Linked DNA regions of Homo sapiens: region 2 is linked to region 1. A link is a loop called in an ENCODE intact Hi-C map of the cell type or tissue named here. Cell type or tissue: OCI-LY7. All regions are shown on one strand. Each heading gives the region's core, and the rest is flanking DNA. Links, peaks and the distances in the headings are about the cores only. Region 1 has its middle 26 kb from the start of GRAMD4. Region 2 overlaps TBC1D22A (TBC1 domain family member 22A).

What was found. Peaks named below come from ENCODE experiments on the same cell type or tissue, not always from the same donor. Only the 100,000 strongest peaks of a DNase experiment are listed, where the experiment ranks them.
Region 2: a loop joins it to region 1, with 2.4 times the contacts of the local background. A loop is called at or near these places in 3 of 110 quality-filtered maps.

What each region holds. Positions count from the first base shown.
Region 1 is chr22:46,589,766-46,598,090 of GRCh38, forward strand. It overlaps a transcript of GRAMD4 not described here. Among named protein-coding and RNA genes, the nearest start is that of GRAMD4, 26 kb to the right of the region's middle. RefSeq lists a silencer at 3,738-3,797. In OCI-LY7, for the core only: no CTCF peak of the experiment used is centred there; DNase peaks (open chromatin) are centred at 844, 3,026 and 3,766; H3K4me3 peaks cover 3,787 bases; H3K27ac peaks cover 4,234 bases.
Region 2 is chr22:46,771,854-46,780,178 of GRCh38, forward strand. The region is part of intron 1 of TBC1D22A (TBC1 domain family member 22A); the gene reads left to right. Among named protein-coding and RNA genes, the nearest start is that of TBC1D22A, 13 kb to the left of the region's middle. RefSeq lists enhancers at 1,271-1,785, 1,786-2,301, 2,364-2,443, 2,484-2,553, 5,838-5,917 and a silencer at 1,914-2,093. In OCI-LY7, for the core only: CTCF peaks have their summits at 2,815 and 3,673; DNase peaks (open chromatin) are centred at 2,018, 2,938, 3,738, 5,938 and 2 weaker places; H3K4me3 peaks cover 4,971 bases; H3K27ac peaks cover 4,993 bases.

The DNA.
Region 1 (8,325 bases), core at 7-8,006:
AGGTTTCTAGGTGACCCACCTGCTTTGTGTGCACCCTGAGGCCTGCTGCACTGCCAGGACCTCAGCCCCTGCCCTGCTCCCCAGCAGCCTGACTGCCTCCCCTCCCTCAGCCCCTCAGAGAGGCCTCCTGTCAACACCCTTTCTGCAGCTTTCTCCCTACCCCTTCAGCCAGCTCCCCTCGTGGCCCTCCCTGCTGCCTGGTTCCTGCGGCATGTATTGGTGGGGAGGCCGTGTCGCCTCCTGTAACTCCCACGGCAGTCTTGCAGGATGGGTCCTGGCCTGGTTGGGAGCCCTGAGTCTGGTTGATTCCTGCCTACTGTTGGCCCGGGTGGGCAGAGCCGTGGCAGTCAGGAGAGCCTTGGCCTGGGGGGCCAGAGCCCTGCCCCCACATCTACACCAGCTACTGGGCCGCCTGGACAGCCCTGTGCCCTGCGTGCCTCCTGCGTCCAGAGGGGCGGAGCTGGGAGTCTGACTGTGACAGCTCTGGGGCCACATGGATGGCCCTCGGCCTGATTCCTCTTGGTGGGAGGCTTTGATTGGGAAGCTGGGGGAAGGTGGCTAGTGGGTGGGGTTCGGGAGTACTGGGGACCTCTCCCAGTGTCCTTCCTCCAGCCAGTCCTTGGCAGAGAGCTGAGAAGGTGCCGGGGATGGGTGAGCGCTCCACTAACCCCGAGGGCTGGGATTGGCCAGGAGCGCGTCCCAAGGAGGAGGTGACCTGGGCCACTGTGTGTGTGACCAGGCCTGGGCTGCTGCCGTTAACACCCAGTCAGCTGGTGTCTGCCTGTTGCTCGTGACTGGCCTGGTTTGGTGGCCTGGTAGAGGGGAATGGGAGGGGAGAAACCCGGGCTGGGCCCAGGTGAGTGTCAACAGGGGAGGGAGAGAGCAGCAGAGGTCCCGCCAGGGCGTGCTTGGGTGAGGGGAGGAGGAGCTCAGAGAGATTGGGGGAGAGTCCACAGTGTTGTCTGAGGACAGCTAAGGACGATGGACACTACTAGTTTATAAAAACAGCCAGAGGCCGGGCACACTGGCTCATGCCTGTAATCCCAACACTTTGGGAGGCCGAGGCAGGTGGATTGTCTGTGGTCGGGAGTCTGAGACCAGCCTGGCCAAGATGGTGAAACTCTGTCTCTACTAAAAATACAAAAATTAGCCAGCATGGTGGTGGGTGCCTGTAATCCCAGCTACTCAGGAGGCTGTGGGATGAAAATTGCACGAACCTGGGAGGCGGAGATTGCAGTAAGCCAAGATCGTGCCACCGGACTCCAGCCTGGGTGATAGAGCAAGACTCTGTCTAAAAAGAAAAAGAAAAAAAAACAAACAAACCCAAAAAACAGCCAGAGAAGGCAAGAGCCCTGGAATGGCCTAAGGTGGGAAACTGCTGCCCTCTCAGCCGCGGGGTCCAGTGTGTGATAGTGAAATCTCTCGTTATCTTAAATTCTCTCTTCAGGGACTTAAACAGAAATTAACAGGGCTGGGTGCAGTGGCTCATGCCTGTAGTCCCAGCACTTTGAGAGGCTGAGAGGGGGAGGATTGCGTGAGCTCAGGAGTTTGAGAACGGCCTGGGCAACATAGTGAGACTCCATCTCTACTAAAAATAAAAAATTAGCTGGGTGTGGTGGTGCATGTCGTAGTCCCAGCTCCTTGGGAGGCTGAGGTGGGAGTTGGGGTTTGTTGTTTTGGACAGATTTACCAAATTCATTTGGACGACGTTACTGAAGCTCCATGAGGCAGAGGCTAACGGACATTGCTGAAGTCCTAGGTTGCATCCCTCATAAAGGCCACCCCCGGGCCGTGCACGGTGCCTCACGCCTGTAATCCCAGCACTTTGGGAGGCTGAGGCAGGTGGAATACCAGAGGTCAGTAGTTGGAGACCAGTCTGGCCAACATGGCAAAACCCTGTCTCTACTAAAAATAAAAATTAGCCGGGTGTGGTGGTGGGTGCCTGTAATCCCAGCTACTCTGGAGGTTGAGGCACGAGAATCGTTTGAACTCGGGAGACGGAGGTTGCAGTGAGCCAAGATCAAGCCACTGCACTCCAGCCTGGGTGACAGAGCGAGACTCTGTCTCAAAAAAAAAAAAAAAAAAAACCCAGAAAGGCCAACCCCCGCACCCCTCAGCCCCCGCACCCCTCAGTTAGCCATGCCCAGGGACAGTCAGAAAGCATCTGTGATATCAGTGGACATTGGGGCCCAGCCCAGGACTGGTGTGTCCCCTCCTGTGCCTGCAGGCTTGACACAGCAAGGCCCTCCCTCTCGCCCCCAAGTCCCCACACTTGTCAAGGGCATCACGGCACATTCCAGGAAAGTTGGTTGATGTCACGGGAGTCGAGACCTCATCCTGACGCCCAGCTCAGCAGGGCCACCGGGGCTCAGGTTAGGTGGTGCCATAGTTGGGGGACAGTCCCCATAGGGTTGCGCCCCCAGAGTGCCCTAGGGAATGAGGCCCACTGCTACTGCCACCAGCCCAGCTGGCATAATTGATAAATAAGTGTGGTTCTTTTAAGTTGGGCAAGTGTGTATTTTTAAATAACTGACTGCTTAATTGTACGATTAAAAACAGCAGAGCTGGGTGCAGGGGTGCGTGTCTGTGGTCCCAGCTCCTTGGGAGGCTAAGGCGGGAGGATCCATAGAGCCCAGGAGTTTGAAGCCAGCCTGGGAAACATAGGGAGGAGGCCCTGTTTCCAAAAAAAAAAAAAAGGATGAAGTGGGCTGTTAGCACTGAGTCATGGCGAGCAAGGTGAAGAAGCCCCACTGTGGCTGTGTGGTGAACTCAGTCATTCACAGCCGGGAGGGGCTCGATTCAGTTACTTTCCTGAATGTTTTCACTGTTCCGACTGCACCAGGGAGGAACCACATCCTCTACGCCTGCAGAAGCAAAATTTCTCTCCCGAGAGTCTTGGAATTCTGCGGCCCACATGTATGGTGACCAGCTCTGCAAGGGGCTTTAAAAACCCCAGTGTCGGCTGATTTGTTGGCTGACACCGCGCCCGGCACCTCCAGGATGTGGCCGGCATCGTGGAGGGGCTGCTGGCTGCCTGCCTTGCTTTCAGTTCCACATGGAGACAATGACTCTGCTGCACTGAGTTTCAAGAATTTTGGCAATAAAAAGAGCCTATATGACCTATTTATGAAGTATTCCAGAATCACTTACATGAATATTTTGTCCTAAATTCTGTATAATTAGAAGATATAAACCCCACATTGTGATTATTTTTGTTCACCAACATAACCTAAATTAGAACTCTCCATGCGGGCTTTCAGAAAAGAAAGCATTTGAACAAAAACATAAAAGGAATTGGTTTTATCCACACCGTTCTCAAATACTTGAGAGTAACGTGTTTGCTTAAGTAACATCGATATCTTGTTTACTGTTATTTGATTTGCAGACCTTTCCTCTTTACCAGTACCAGTAGCAGAAAGGTAAATTGTACTGAAACGTTTAAAAAGTCGTAAGTTCTGACTTTGAGGCCTGATGAACCATCACGGGATTCTCCCCTGCCTGGTTCCTTTTCCCCGGAACCTCACATCAAGCAGAAGCTTCCTTGCGGGCGGCCCTTGTTGCAGGCGGTCTTGGCGAGAGACATCCCCATTTCTGCAGCTGGACGGTGAAAGGGACGTTGTTGTTCTTGGCCATTTGGCAGGTGTTCTCTGACTGCCTCTTCTCCGCTGGGCCTGCCGCACAGGGAGGGCAGGTGGGACCGCCCCCCAACCCCTGCCGCAGGGCCTACCGAGAGTCCCATGGCGGGCGGGCAGAGGTGGGCTAGTGTTGCATTAAGTGACTTCCCGTAGCAGGCTGTTCAGTGCTGGGGCAGCCTTCTAAGGGAGGAGGCTTGTGGGCTGAGACCTCTTCCCTTTTTCATCATTTGGGCTTCCGGGGCATAGAATGGGATGCGTCATTGGCCTGGGGTCTGTGCTGCTGTTGGGCGTCTGTGCATAGTCCTCTTTTGTCTATTTTCATTATTTTTATTTATTTTTTTGAGATGGAGTCTTGCTCAGTCACCCAGGCTGGAGTGCAGTGGCGCGATCTCAGCTCACTGCAACCTCTGCCTCCTGGGTTCAAGTAATTCTCCTGCTTCAGCCTCCCAAGTAGCTGGGATTACAGGCGTGCACCACCACCCTGGGCTAATTTTTGTATTTTTTTAGTAGAGATGGGGTTTCATCATGTTGGCAGGATAGTCTTGAACTCCTGACCTCAGGTGATCTGCCCGCCTCGGCCTCCCAAAGTGCTAGGATTATAGGCGTGAGCCACCTCACCCAGCCATATTTTCGTTATTTTTAATAATGTAATGGGAACCTCTGGGCTCACCGTCAAGCAGAAGCCAGCCTTGATACCCAGCATCCTGCCAGCCCCTCCCCAGCATCCTGCCAGCCCCACCCCAGCATCCCGCCAGCCCCTCCCCAGCTGCCCCACGCCCGGCTCCTGCCCCAGCTCTGTGTGTCCTGTGCTCTCCCTTCCCCACCACCCTATGCACACCTTTCTCTGCCTGGGTCCACACTGTCACCTGCTGTAGCTCTACCCACAGGCCATACCTGCCTGGTGGGCCCCTCCTCCCTGCCCCTGTTTTTGTGGAAGGACAGGTGGAAGTGGGCGGGTGGGGTGGGTATGGTGGGTGATGATAAAGAGCATTCTAGGCCAGGGCAGGAATGCAAGCACATGGGTGTGAGGGGCCAGGTGTGTTCAGGGATCCTTGGCACTTGTGGGGTGGCGGGAGCACTGGCCAGAGGAGGGCTGGGGTAGGGGGAGGCTCCTGGCCCTCTGGGGGGCCCTTGGTAGAGGAAGGGGCATTGCTTGTGTGGGTGGTGAGGGACCTCTGGTTGGGTGGGGGGGGTTAGGTGTTTTAGGAGGCTTTGGGTACAGAGATGTCCAGGGGTAAAGTGGAGCTTGGTCTCAGGACAGTTGGCCCTGGCATCTGTCCTGCCCTGGGGGGCTAGGAGGGCCGGACTGGAGATGGAGGCTGGGGCTGTCCTGGTCCCAGGTGAGGTGGCATCTCCTAGGAGGGAGGAGAGGGTTGGTGCCCTGCAAACCCTGGGGGAGGGGCAGCACGGGGAGCTGGGGTTGGGGGTGAGGAGGGGCGCCCCACATGTTCTGAAGCGCTCTGGAGTGGCTCCAGCCCGGCCAGCACTAAGTTTTGCTGTCTGTGGTTTGCTGTGCCTGTGTCCGCTGCTGGTAACCAGTGCATCGGGACTTGGGCTTTCTGACTGCACCAGGTTTGTTTCTGCTGCTCTGAGTGCGGTGCCCAGTCACCGAGGTACCTGTCGTTCCCGCCTCCTGTGGACTGCGTGGCCTGGCGTCGAGGCAAAGCAGCAGGAAAGTTGGGTCCGCATCCCAGCCCCACATGCGGCCCGGGGGGAGAGTGTGCCTTTCCCCTGGAGACACACAGGGTGGGGGAAGTGAAGTCAGTGGCAGGCACCCAAGAGGGGCACGTTTTCAATCCCAGGGTGGGCGTGGGTACTAACTACAGGTAGAGACCATGCGACGCAGCGGGTCTGCACGCCTCAGGGTTCTGGAACAATCCAGACGGGGACATGGGGGAGATTGGCCACTGGGACTGGTGTTTCACTTGGCTGCCTCTGGACATAGTGTCTCTTCCGACTTTATTTTCCTGGGTTGTGAATCTCCCTTTTATGCCACAAAGGTCCCCCACCCAAGGGACTCTCATCCTGCAGCCCATGGGCCTGGCCCTGTGTCTGGAAAGGGGAGGTGGCGCCCTGATGTTCTGGGCCTGGTGGTCAGTATGGGCACAGAGGTGCAGGGGTAGAGGATTCCACATTTTGAGAGAAAAACAGGCGCCCCTCAAGGCAGCTCAGCCCTAGGTGAGGTTGGCTTTGGGCACACCCATGGGAGGCCCCTCTTCCTGCCCTGAACCCTCTGAGCGTCACCCCTCCCACCCAGCCACCAGAACAGCCTTTCCAGCTGCCCCTCCAAGTCATCGCAGGGACCCCTGCGGCCGGTCAGGGGGCCAAGATGGGGACACCCAGAGAACCACAAGCCCAGGCCACACAGGCAGGTGACTGCATGGGCAGGTGAGCACCCCATCTGACAGGTGCCAGGGTGAAACACGACTTGTCCAGATCCCCGGCCTTAACACCCAGTGCTGTTTCTGTACCCTGGCCACCTTCCCAGCTTACCCAGGGAGGCTGAGGAGTGGGTGCACAGGAGGAGTGGGAGCTGGCCGAGGGGCTTGCAGAGGGTCAGAAAGAATCTGCTATCCTGGTGGGACAAGCACCCAGACCCTGGATGCTCTCCGTGCTGGAAGCGTTGCTTCAGTGCATTAGGATGGGTTCACTTTCTCGTAATTCACTCTGAGGACACGTTGTTGGAATCATTGTGCATAGTTCTGGATCAGCACCATGACGGGAGGTCAGAGGGCTGCCTGGCGCAGTTTCTCTGCTGCCTGGATTGACCATGAGGACAAGGACTAGCTGTGCCCAGCCCCCTGCTTCCCGTGGATAGGGACTCTGGCTGCTGGCTCGTGCCATCGGGGCTGGAGTCTTAACTGGTGAAATCACATTTATGAGGCTGATAGCCATCAGTTTCCACAGACGTAAGTGTGGCCAGGATGACAGATGTCCCTGGCGGCCCTTTCTGCAGGGTCCTGCAGGGACTCCAGGGCCATCTGGCCACAGTCCCGAAGTCTTTGTCACCATCCCTCTGTGGGTGGGTGCTGGTGCCTCCTGGGCTGTTGAGTGCTTGGCAAGGGGCTCGAATGGCCTTTCTCTTCTCAGTTGAACCAGTTGATAGAATCCTGTTTCCTTTTGGAATTTAGAGATTAGCCTTTTTTATTTTTTTCTGAGACGGAGTCTCATGTGCTCTGTTGCCCAGGCTGGAGTGCAGTGGCACGATCTCACAATCTCAGTTCACTGCAACCTCCATCCCCATAGTTCAAGTGATTCTCCTGCCTCAGCCTTCTGAGTAGCTGGGACTACAGGCACATGCCACCACACCCAGTTAATTTTTGTATTTTTAGTAGAGACAGGATTTCACCATGTTAGCCAGGCTGGTCTTGAACTCCTGACCTCAGGTAATCCATTGGCCTCAGTTTCCCAAAGTGCTGCAATTACAGGTGTGAGCCACCATGCCTGGCCCAGATTAGGCTTTAAAAATAGCATTCTTTTGTCCTCTTGGGGCCTTTTTTCCACCTGTCACTGAGACCTCCACTCCTTTGCAGAGCTTGGATGGCTGCAGGGCTGGCTTAGCTGCTGCCTCCAGGTGGGATCGGGAGCCACCCTTCTCAGCGTCCATCCATCTGTCAACCTGCTGGACTGGTTAAACCAGGTCTCCACGCCTGCTTTCGATAAGTCCTGCCCTCCCCTGGGAATCGGCGGCCAGACCTTTGGGTCCTTTGGAGAGCTGCAAAGTGGCTCAGCAGGAGCGAGAGGTTTCCTTGGCTGCTGGAGACTTGCAGGTGCCAGGTGTAGGCCCTGGAGGTGGCACACAGACCAGCTCCTGCTCAGTGCCCTGTGTCCCTCCTGGCAGGAGGCATACTGCTAAGCAAGGCTGTTTTAAAGAGGGTTTGTTTAAGTTGGATGTTTAGGAGGTTAGGTTCCCCCAAGGAGAAAATGCTATGAAGCCCCCAAAGGCGTATGGGGATGAGATGATGTGGTGAGTTGGAATCTTCTTTAGATCCAGAGGAACTTCTTTGGGTGGTAGTTACCTCTCCTTCTCTCTCTCTTGCTCAAGTTTCAGGTGATTTTCTGGCCTGGTTTCATTTATCTATCTATCTATTTATTTATTTATTTTTTGAGACGGAGTCTCGCTCTGTCGCCCAGGCTGGAGTGCAGTGGCGCGATCCCGGCTCACTGCAAGCTCCGCCTCCTGGGTTCACACCATTCTCCCGCCTCAGCCTCCCGAGTAGCTGGGACCACAGGCACCCGCCACCACGCCCGGCTAATTTTTTGTATTTTTAGTAGAGACGGGGTTTCACCGTGTTAGCCAGGATGGTCTCGATCTCCTGACCTCGTGATCTGCCCGCTTCGGCCTCCCAAAGTGCTGGGATTACAGGCATGAGCTACCACGCCCGGCCTCTGGCATGGTTTTAATTAGGACAAAAACAAGTACAGTTTGATTTGCAAGTTACCCTTCTGGGGGCAAGTTTAGGTGACACGTTGGTTTTGTTTTGTTTTGTTTTTACCATTATCTGCTTGTAGAACTTGCCTTTAGAGCACTGTACAAGGTGGCATTTTTTTAGTCCATTAGGTTTTGGCATTGGCGGCCTTTTGTTTTGTTTTGTTTTTGAGACAGAGTCTTGCTGTGTCGCCCAGGCTGGAGTGCAGTGGCACAATCCCAGCTCACTGCAACCTCCACCTCCTGGGTTCAAGTGATTCT
Region 2 (8,325 bases), core at 57-8,056, 180 kb after region 1:
CAGAGTGCTGAGATTACAGGCGTGAACCACCATGCCTAGCCGTTAGCTCCCACTTATGAGTGAGAACAGGTGATGTTTGGTTTTCCATTCCTGAGTTACTTTACCCAGAATTGTTGTCTCCAATCTCATCGAGGTCTCTGCGAATGCCAGTAATTCATTCCTTTTTATGGCTAAGTAGTATTCCATCGTATATATACATATACATATATATGTATACACACATATACATATATATGTATACACACATATACATATATATGTATACACACATATACATATATATGTATACACACATATACATATATATGTATACACACATATACATATATATGTATACACACATATACATATATATGTATACACACATATACATATATATGTATACACACATATACATATATATGTATACACACATATACATATATATGTATACACACATATACATATATATGTATACACACATATACATATATATGTATACACACATATACATATATATGTATACACACATATACATATATATGTATACACACATATACATATATATGTATACACACATATACATATATATGTATACACACATATACATATATATGTATACACACATATACATATATAGTATACACACATATACATATATATGTATACACACATATACATATATATGTATACACACATATACATATATATGTATACACACATATACATATATATGTATACACACATATACATATATATGTATACACACATATACATATATACATATATACACAAACACACATGCACCGCACTTTTTTTTTTTTTTTTTTTTGAGATGGGAGTCTCACTCTATCACCAGGCTGGAGTGCAGTGGTGTGATCTTGGCTCACTGCAACCTCTGTCTCCTGGGTTCAAGCTATTCTCCTGCTTCAGCCTCCTGAGTAGCTGGGATTACAGGTGCTCACCACCATGCCCAGCTAATTTTTGTATTTTTACCATGTTGGCCAGGATGATCTCCATCTCCTGACCTCCTGATCCTCCTGCCTTGGCCTCCCAAAGTGCAGGGATTGCAGGCATGAGCCACTGCATGTGGCCACACCACACTTCCTTTATCCACTTGTTGATGGATGGGCATTTGTGTTGAAAAGAAGTCATCTCTGTTTTTCTTTCCCTGAACGGCCACAGTGTAGCACGGCCTGCCTGTGGCTAGGACAAGGGCAGTGCTCACTTGCAGGGGCCTGTCCTGGCTCTGTGGCCTGAGAGTGACACCTGCCCCTCCTTTCCTTCTCTGGCAGGCTCAGCATCTCTGCCCCTCCTCAGCTCAGCCCTTCACCCCCTGAACACAGGCCGTGGAGATCTGCATCGTGCAGTGCTTCTAGGTGCAGTGGGGAGCCCAGGAACAGGAGCCCGTGTCCTGTCACAGGGTGGGGAATGTCACCGTGCTTGGCCCTGGGAGCACAAGATGACCCACCTGCGTAGTTCTTTTTCCTGAGGAGTCGGGGAGCGTGTCTGTGTGCGGAGCAGGCTCAGAGCAGGTGTTCCCTGCAGCGCTCAGAACTGAGGTGGCTGGGGCCTTGGTGTCACACCTCACGCTAGGGATTGTCTGTGGAGTGCTTCCCTTGGGCTAGGCACTTATTTTTATTTTTTTTGGAGATGGAGTCTTGCCCTGTTACCCAGGCTGGAATACAATGGTGCCATCTCAGCTCACTGTAACCTCTGCCTCCCGGGTTCAAGCAGTTCTCCTGCCTCAGCCTCCCCAGTAGCTGGGGCTACAGGCTCATGCCGCCACACCCAGCTCATTTTTTTGTGTGTGTGTTTTAGTAGAGATGGGGTTTCACCGTGTTGGCCAGGCTGGTCCCGAACTCCTGACCTCAGGTGATCCGCCCACCTTGGCCTCCCAAAGTGCTGGGATTACAGGTGTGAGCCACTGCACCCGGCGGGCTAGACACTGTACATGCAACCACACGTGTAGTCCTCATAGCAGCTGGGGGTGGTACCGTGTGGTCCCTATTTTACAAATGAGGAAACTCAGAAGCTGAGCTACGTGCTCAAAGCCACACAGCTCATAAGTGGCAAAGCTGGGGTTTGAACCTTAGAAGTCTGTGCCCTTACCCATCACAGCCTCATCCTTATCTCCTCCATTCCCTAGGGGACTTAACAGGTGTTGAAATTATTACAGAGAAAGCTGACTCACTCACCAGGAATCTGATCCTGCTGTGGGCTGGCTTGGGTGGAGGTGTTCCTCCCGCCCCCGCACCCATCCTCCTGTTTGAACTCAGGCTGCTGCCTGCTGGGCCTGCCTGCCCTTGGAGCCCTGCTGAGCTCAGCCTGAGGCCTGGCTCCTCCAGGCTGGGGGAAAACCAGGCTTGCTGTGCTCGGCAGCAGAGATTCTTCTGGAGTGAGGTGAGCAGCTTGTTCTAGGTCCCCCCTGGTGTTCTCTTTGCAGACAAGAGGCAGAGGTATCAGGAGGCCCAGAGGGAACAGGGCTGCCTGGGCTCTTCCCATTTCTGGGCCCCGTGCTGTGGGGAACTTTCATTTTGAGTATCCCCAGACTTTTTGTTCCCCCTTTCTGAAATGTTTCCTCTTTTCTGGTGATAAACATGGAAATTCCACCCCGAGTGCTGCGGTTCATGAAGGGGCACGTAGGCCCTTTGAGTCCAGTTGCTTAGAATACCTGTGGGTTTCCTTATTAAGTAGGAAGTAGAGGCTGAGAACGTCTGTGTTGTTACTGATGGCAGCCCCCCGGGGCAGGGCCAGGCATTGCTGGGCGCCCTCTCCTCCCTGAGTCTGCCTTCCGTAAACGGCCTGCAGTGGGGAAGGTGGGCCTCTGCTCAAGGCCCCGAGCTCCTAGGGGAACGGGTTCACCTTCAGGCCCATCCAAGGCAGAGCCCTTTCCGGCTTCGGGGCCCCTGATATTTCTGGGCCCCCGACTGCATCCGCTCTGTTCCCACGGGTCCCTCCTGGGTGTTCTTGCTCATGCTTGGGTTCATTTGAGCGCTGCCTCGCCCTCCGCCATCCTCTTCCTTCTCATGTGCGCTGTGTGCACCGGAGCCCGGCCGATGCTGATAGAATTTTTAAGTGTGCCGTGCAGCTTTCTGCACCTGGGCCTCTACTCCTTGCTGTGCTGGTTTGAAATGGGCCTTCTTTTATCAAACATTTTTACTAAACTAAAAAATAAAATAGGCTTGCTGGCTCTAAGGCTTTCACCTAGATGAGGCGAGTGATGTTTATTGCAGTCGTCTGGATGAGCTCCTGATCCTTGGCTGAAAGCCATCAGTGGCTCGGGATGTGTGGAGAGGACAGGGCAGAGGACCCGGTCTTGGAAAGGGGGTGGGTCCCTTGGTGTCACTGTGGCTCTCTTAGGGGTGGCAGCTCCTCCGCGAGGGCTTGGTGCACCCGCTGCCCTTGTTTTCACGTGAATGTGTTTGGGGCGGGAGGCTAGCGAGTTGCCTGGGACTCCCTACATTATGCTGTTGGGGTCGGGAGTCAAGAGGAGATCTGGCCTTGCTTCTTTCCGAATACGGAAGGGATCTGGGAGGAAGAAAGGTTCAGAGACAACCACAGTTTTATAGAATCTATGACTATTTTCCTGCTCACGTCTGGGGCCTTGGGAGTTGCTTTCTCGGGGTGGAGGAAGAGCACAGAGCGCCACCTCTTCTGTTTTGAGACTGGGTCTGGCTGCTGCCAAGTTCTCAGGTTTATTGATGGTGCAGTAGGTGATTCCTGTGCGGCCACAGCTGCCTCCTGGAAGGGCTGGTAGAGGGTTGTTGGCTGTGGGCCGCATTTTGTTTTCTCTTAGAATTAATCTCTATAGTGAGTTAGTTTTGTGTTCCAAAACCAGTCACTAGAGCCACTGTAACAGCTTGTGCATCAGCCAGATGTGCCTGCCTCAGCCGTCATGCTTTTAAATAGCTGAGAGAAAAGGCCACCTTTACAGCAGCTCACTAGCTTTTAAGAGGGTGTCACCTAGCTGGGTTTTGTCGTGAGAGAATGTGCTGTGTTCTTGGAAGTTAATTCCTTCAAAGATACGGTGTACCTTTAAAATGCTTAATCATTCACACACGTGCACAGTGAGGAAGAGAATTAAATGGAACAAGCAGTTATGGGATGCGCTCTGTTTGCACATGAGGCCCTGGGGCGTGTGCAAAGGTGAGCCTGGTGTTACTCCTGCTACCGAGGGACTTCGTTTGCTGAGGGAGACAGACCAGCCAGGAGCTTCTGCCGCAAGGATGCTGGTGCCAAGCGGGCCACGGAGGGGCCAGGAAGCCCTGTGGCAGTATAGGCAAGGAAAGGGGAGTTTTCACTGAGGACATGAGATGACATTAAAGTGGACTTTGAAGGTTACCTGGGGTGTGGGGCGTGTTCTGTAGTCAGGGGCTGGGACAAGGCCTTCTTGGCACAGGGTGGCTTGAACACAGCCTGAGTGAGGAGGAGTACAGGGTGTGTTTGGGAGCCTGGCGGGTCGCTGGCTACCTGAGAACAGAGGTGTGCGTGGAAGTAGTGGGCACAGCTGTGGCTGTATGGTGGGATGGTGTGCGTGGAAGCAGTGGGCATAGTTGTGGCTGTGTGGTGGGGTGGTATGGATGGAAGGAGTGGGCACAGCTGCGGCTGCGTGGTGGGATGGGAGGTGAGGGTCAGTGTTCAGGATGGTGGCTGCAGGAGTTTTGGCTTGAGGCTCTTTTGTGTTTGGAGTAGGGAAGGTTTCTGAGCAGGAGTGACCTGATCAGACCTCCTGCTACTGTTTATTGACCTCTTGCTGTGTGCCAGAGACAGAGGCTCAGGTCAAGGAACTGGCCTGAGATTGCATGGGTAGGACGAGGCCAGCCAGGATGTCGGGTGAGAACCATGGCCGTGGGGAGGAGAGAGAGAGGAAGGGGACTGTCAGGAAGTGCTTGCAATTCAGTTAGTTCAGTAGATATTCAAAACGGACCCTGTGCCACACTTTGCAAAAGGTGGGAAAAAAGAGCCCTCCCGAGAGGGGATGTGTGAGCCGAGAGGGGCAGGAGGACACTGCACAGGCCTCATAGGACCTGAAGGCATACGAGTTCTTCCCCAAGGCCTGTAGGAAGACCTTGAAGGATGTTCAGCTGGGGAGTGACCCATCCTCTGATGGGCACAGGACGACAGAGCTGAGGCCAAACCCTGGGGCAGCCGGTGCAACTGTCATGTTCTTCTCAGGAGCAGGGGATGGGTCAGGGCCAGGGCTGATGGACAGGAGAAGAGAGATGTGTGGGAGGTTTCCAAGGTGACCTAGAGGATGTGGAGACGTGGGTGGGTGGTGTGCTTCAGGGAGGAGACGAGGCTGACCCTCCTGTTGGTGGATGGCAGTTCTGGAGGTGGTCACAGGAGATACATGGTCAGAATGAGAGAAAATGGAGCCCCGATTTAAGTTAGTGGGACAGAGGGTTTTCGATGCCAGGACATGGGCCAGTGAGAGCCAGGGGCCGCCAGAAGAGGGCTCGAGGGAGAGGTACGAGGCAGGGATGAGCACATTGTCTATTTTTGTGTGACTGGTAGAGAGTGATGTTGTCCAAGGGTGGGGACCGAAGAGTGGGTGTGAGGAGTGGCCGGTGGGGCACAGCTGATTTTTTGGGGGAACCCGTTGACGTGAGGTGGTGGATTCGTGGCTGAGAGTTGGCAGTGGTTTTGCTTGGAGGCACGTGTTTGAGAACCGTTTACTCGGGTGGAGGAGGTCAGGAGAGAGCATGATTTTTCATAAGAGAAGGAAGGAGGACTGAGGACTCGGCTTTGGGGAGCAGAGTTGGGAACACACAGAAGAGTCTGGGGCATGCAGAGAGGCTGGCAGGAGGCAGAGGAGGGAGCAAGAAGAAAGAGCTCAGTGTGATGAGTCCTGAGGGGAAGCTGGGCAGGGCCAGGATTGAGTGAGAAGCAGCAAGAAGGAGAGAGGGGAAATGGGCCTCGGTGATGGCTGGCTGCCAGGGTGGCGGAGCCGCTCCGAAAGTCATGCATCACTTAGCGACGGGGACGCCTTCTGAGACATGTGTCCTTAGGTGATTTGGTCCCTGTGTGAACATCACAGAGCACATTTATACAAACCCAGGTAGAGTTAGCGCAGTGTCGCCTGCTGCACACCTAGGCTGTACGGCACCGTCTGTTGCTCTGAGGCTATGTGCCTGTACAGCATGGTACTGTTCTGAATACTGCAGGCAGTTGTCACACAATGGTTGGTATTTTTGTATCTAAACATCTCTAAATATGGAGCAGGTATAGTACAAATACAGAATGAAAGATAAAATGGCATACTCGTGTAGGGCAGCTGGTGCGATTGGCGCTCACGGGACTGGACGGTGCCCTTGGTGGGTCGGTGAATGAAGGGTGAGTGAATGGGAAGGTCTGGGTCCTCACTGTGCATCGTGTAGATGTCATTAGCACTCTACATTTAGGCTCTACTAGATTCATAAACACACCTTCTTTCTTCAGTAGTAAATTAACCTTAGCTTGCTGTGACTTTTAAACTTCATAAACGTTTTGATTTTTAAAAAACTTTTTGACTCCTTTCTATTGACACATAGCTTAGAACACAAATACGTTGTACAGCTGCACCAAGATATTTTTCTTTATATCCTGACTCGGTAAGCTTTTTTCTCTTTTTAAAATTTTTTATTTTTTACTTTTTCAGCTTTTTGTTAAAAACTAAGACACAGACACACACATTAGCCTAGGCCGACACAGGGTCGGGACCGTCAGTGCCACTGGCTTCCACCTCCACATCTTGCCCCAGTGGAAGGTCTTCGGGGGCAATAACATGCATGGAATCATCATCTTCCATGATAACATTGCCTTCTTCTGGAATGCCTCCTGAAGGACTAGGGACTTGCCTGAGGCTGTTTTACAGCTTTTATTGTATTTTGTTTTTTAAACAAGCAGAAGGAACATAACTCTAAAATAATGATAAAAAGTATAGTACAATAGGCCAGGCACAGTGTAATCCTGTAATCCCAGCACTCTGGGAGGCCAAGGCAGGTAGATCACCTGAGGTCAGGAGTTCGAAAGCAGCCTGGCCAACATGGTGAAACCCCGTCTCTACTAAAAGTACAAAAATTAGCCGGGCGTGGTGGTGGGCACCTGTAATCCCAGATACCCAGGAGTCTGAGGCAGGAGAATCGCTTGTACCCTGGAGGCAGAGGCTGCAGTGAGTCGAGATCACACCATTGCACTCCAGCCTGAATGACAAGAGCAAAACTCTGTCTCAAATAAAAAAACAAGTATAATACAATTAGTACAATGAATACATCCATAAAGCAGTAGCATAGTTGTTCATTATGATCAAGTATTACGTACAGTACATAATGTATGTGCTATACTGTTATAGGACTGGCAGTGCAGTAGATTTGCTTACATCAGCATCACCGCAAACACAGGAGTATGCTTTGTGATGTGATGTAACTTTGGCTGTGACATCACTAGGTGACAGGAATTTTTCAACTGCATTATAGTCTTACAGGACCATGGTCCTATATGTGGTCTGTTGTTGACTAAAATGTCGTTATGTGGTGCGTGGCTTGACTTCTCTGTGTTGGACAATTTCTTTCTTTCTTTTTTTTAAAGGTGCCCACCACCACACCTGGCTAATGTTTGTATTTTTAGTAGAGACGGGGTTTCACCATGTTGGCCAGGCTGGTCTCGAACTCCTGACCTCAGGTGATCTGCCCGCCTCGGCCTCCCAAAGAGCTGGAATTACAGACGTGAGCCACAGCGCCTGGCCAGGACAATTTCAAAATACTTCCATTTCCTTCATATTTTCTGTTTTCTATAATAAACACACATTGCTTTTGTTATGTGCGGGAAAAAATCATTGTAAAAATGCTGTTTCCAAGACCTATTTCCAGAGATGTCCGTTTGACCCAGTAATTGCCTCAGCCCCTACTGGGTTCTCAGTGCTCCGAGGGCTGTGAGGAGTGTGACATGAGACAAAATGCAGCCCCTGTAGCAGGGAGTTTGTGGTCCAGAAGCAGCACCACATAGCTGGGAGCCTTGCAGGACAGCGTATGTGTTGCTGCCAGTCAGAGTGGTGTGGGTGTCGGGGCGGGACAGCCCTCGGAGACCCTCTGGTTTGGGTCTCAGGTACCACATGTTTCTGCTGTTGACCCTCGGGGTGGGCACAAGTTTCAGATTATGCTGTGGACGGAGGGGATGGTGGAATTGTTCACTGTTGCCATGATGGTTTTTCGTACATTTTTCCTCCAAAGCTCCTAGAGTTAATTTCCTTGGAAAATTTACTTCTGAATATATTTTATAAATCTGGGGAGTATCACCATGTGTTAGAATGAGCTGAGTGGTAAATTCAGTTGCCAATTTGAGTACGTATTTCAGAAAGCTGCTATT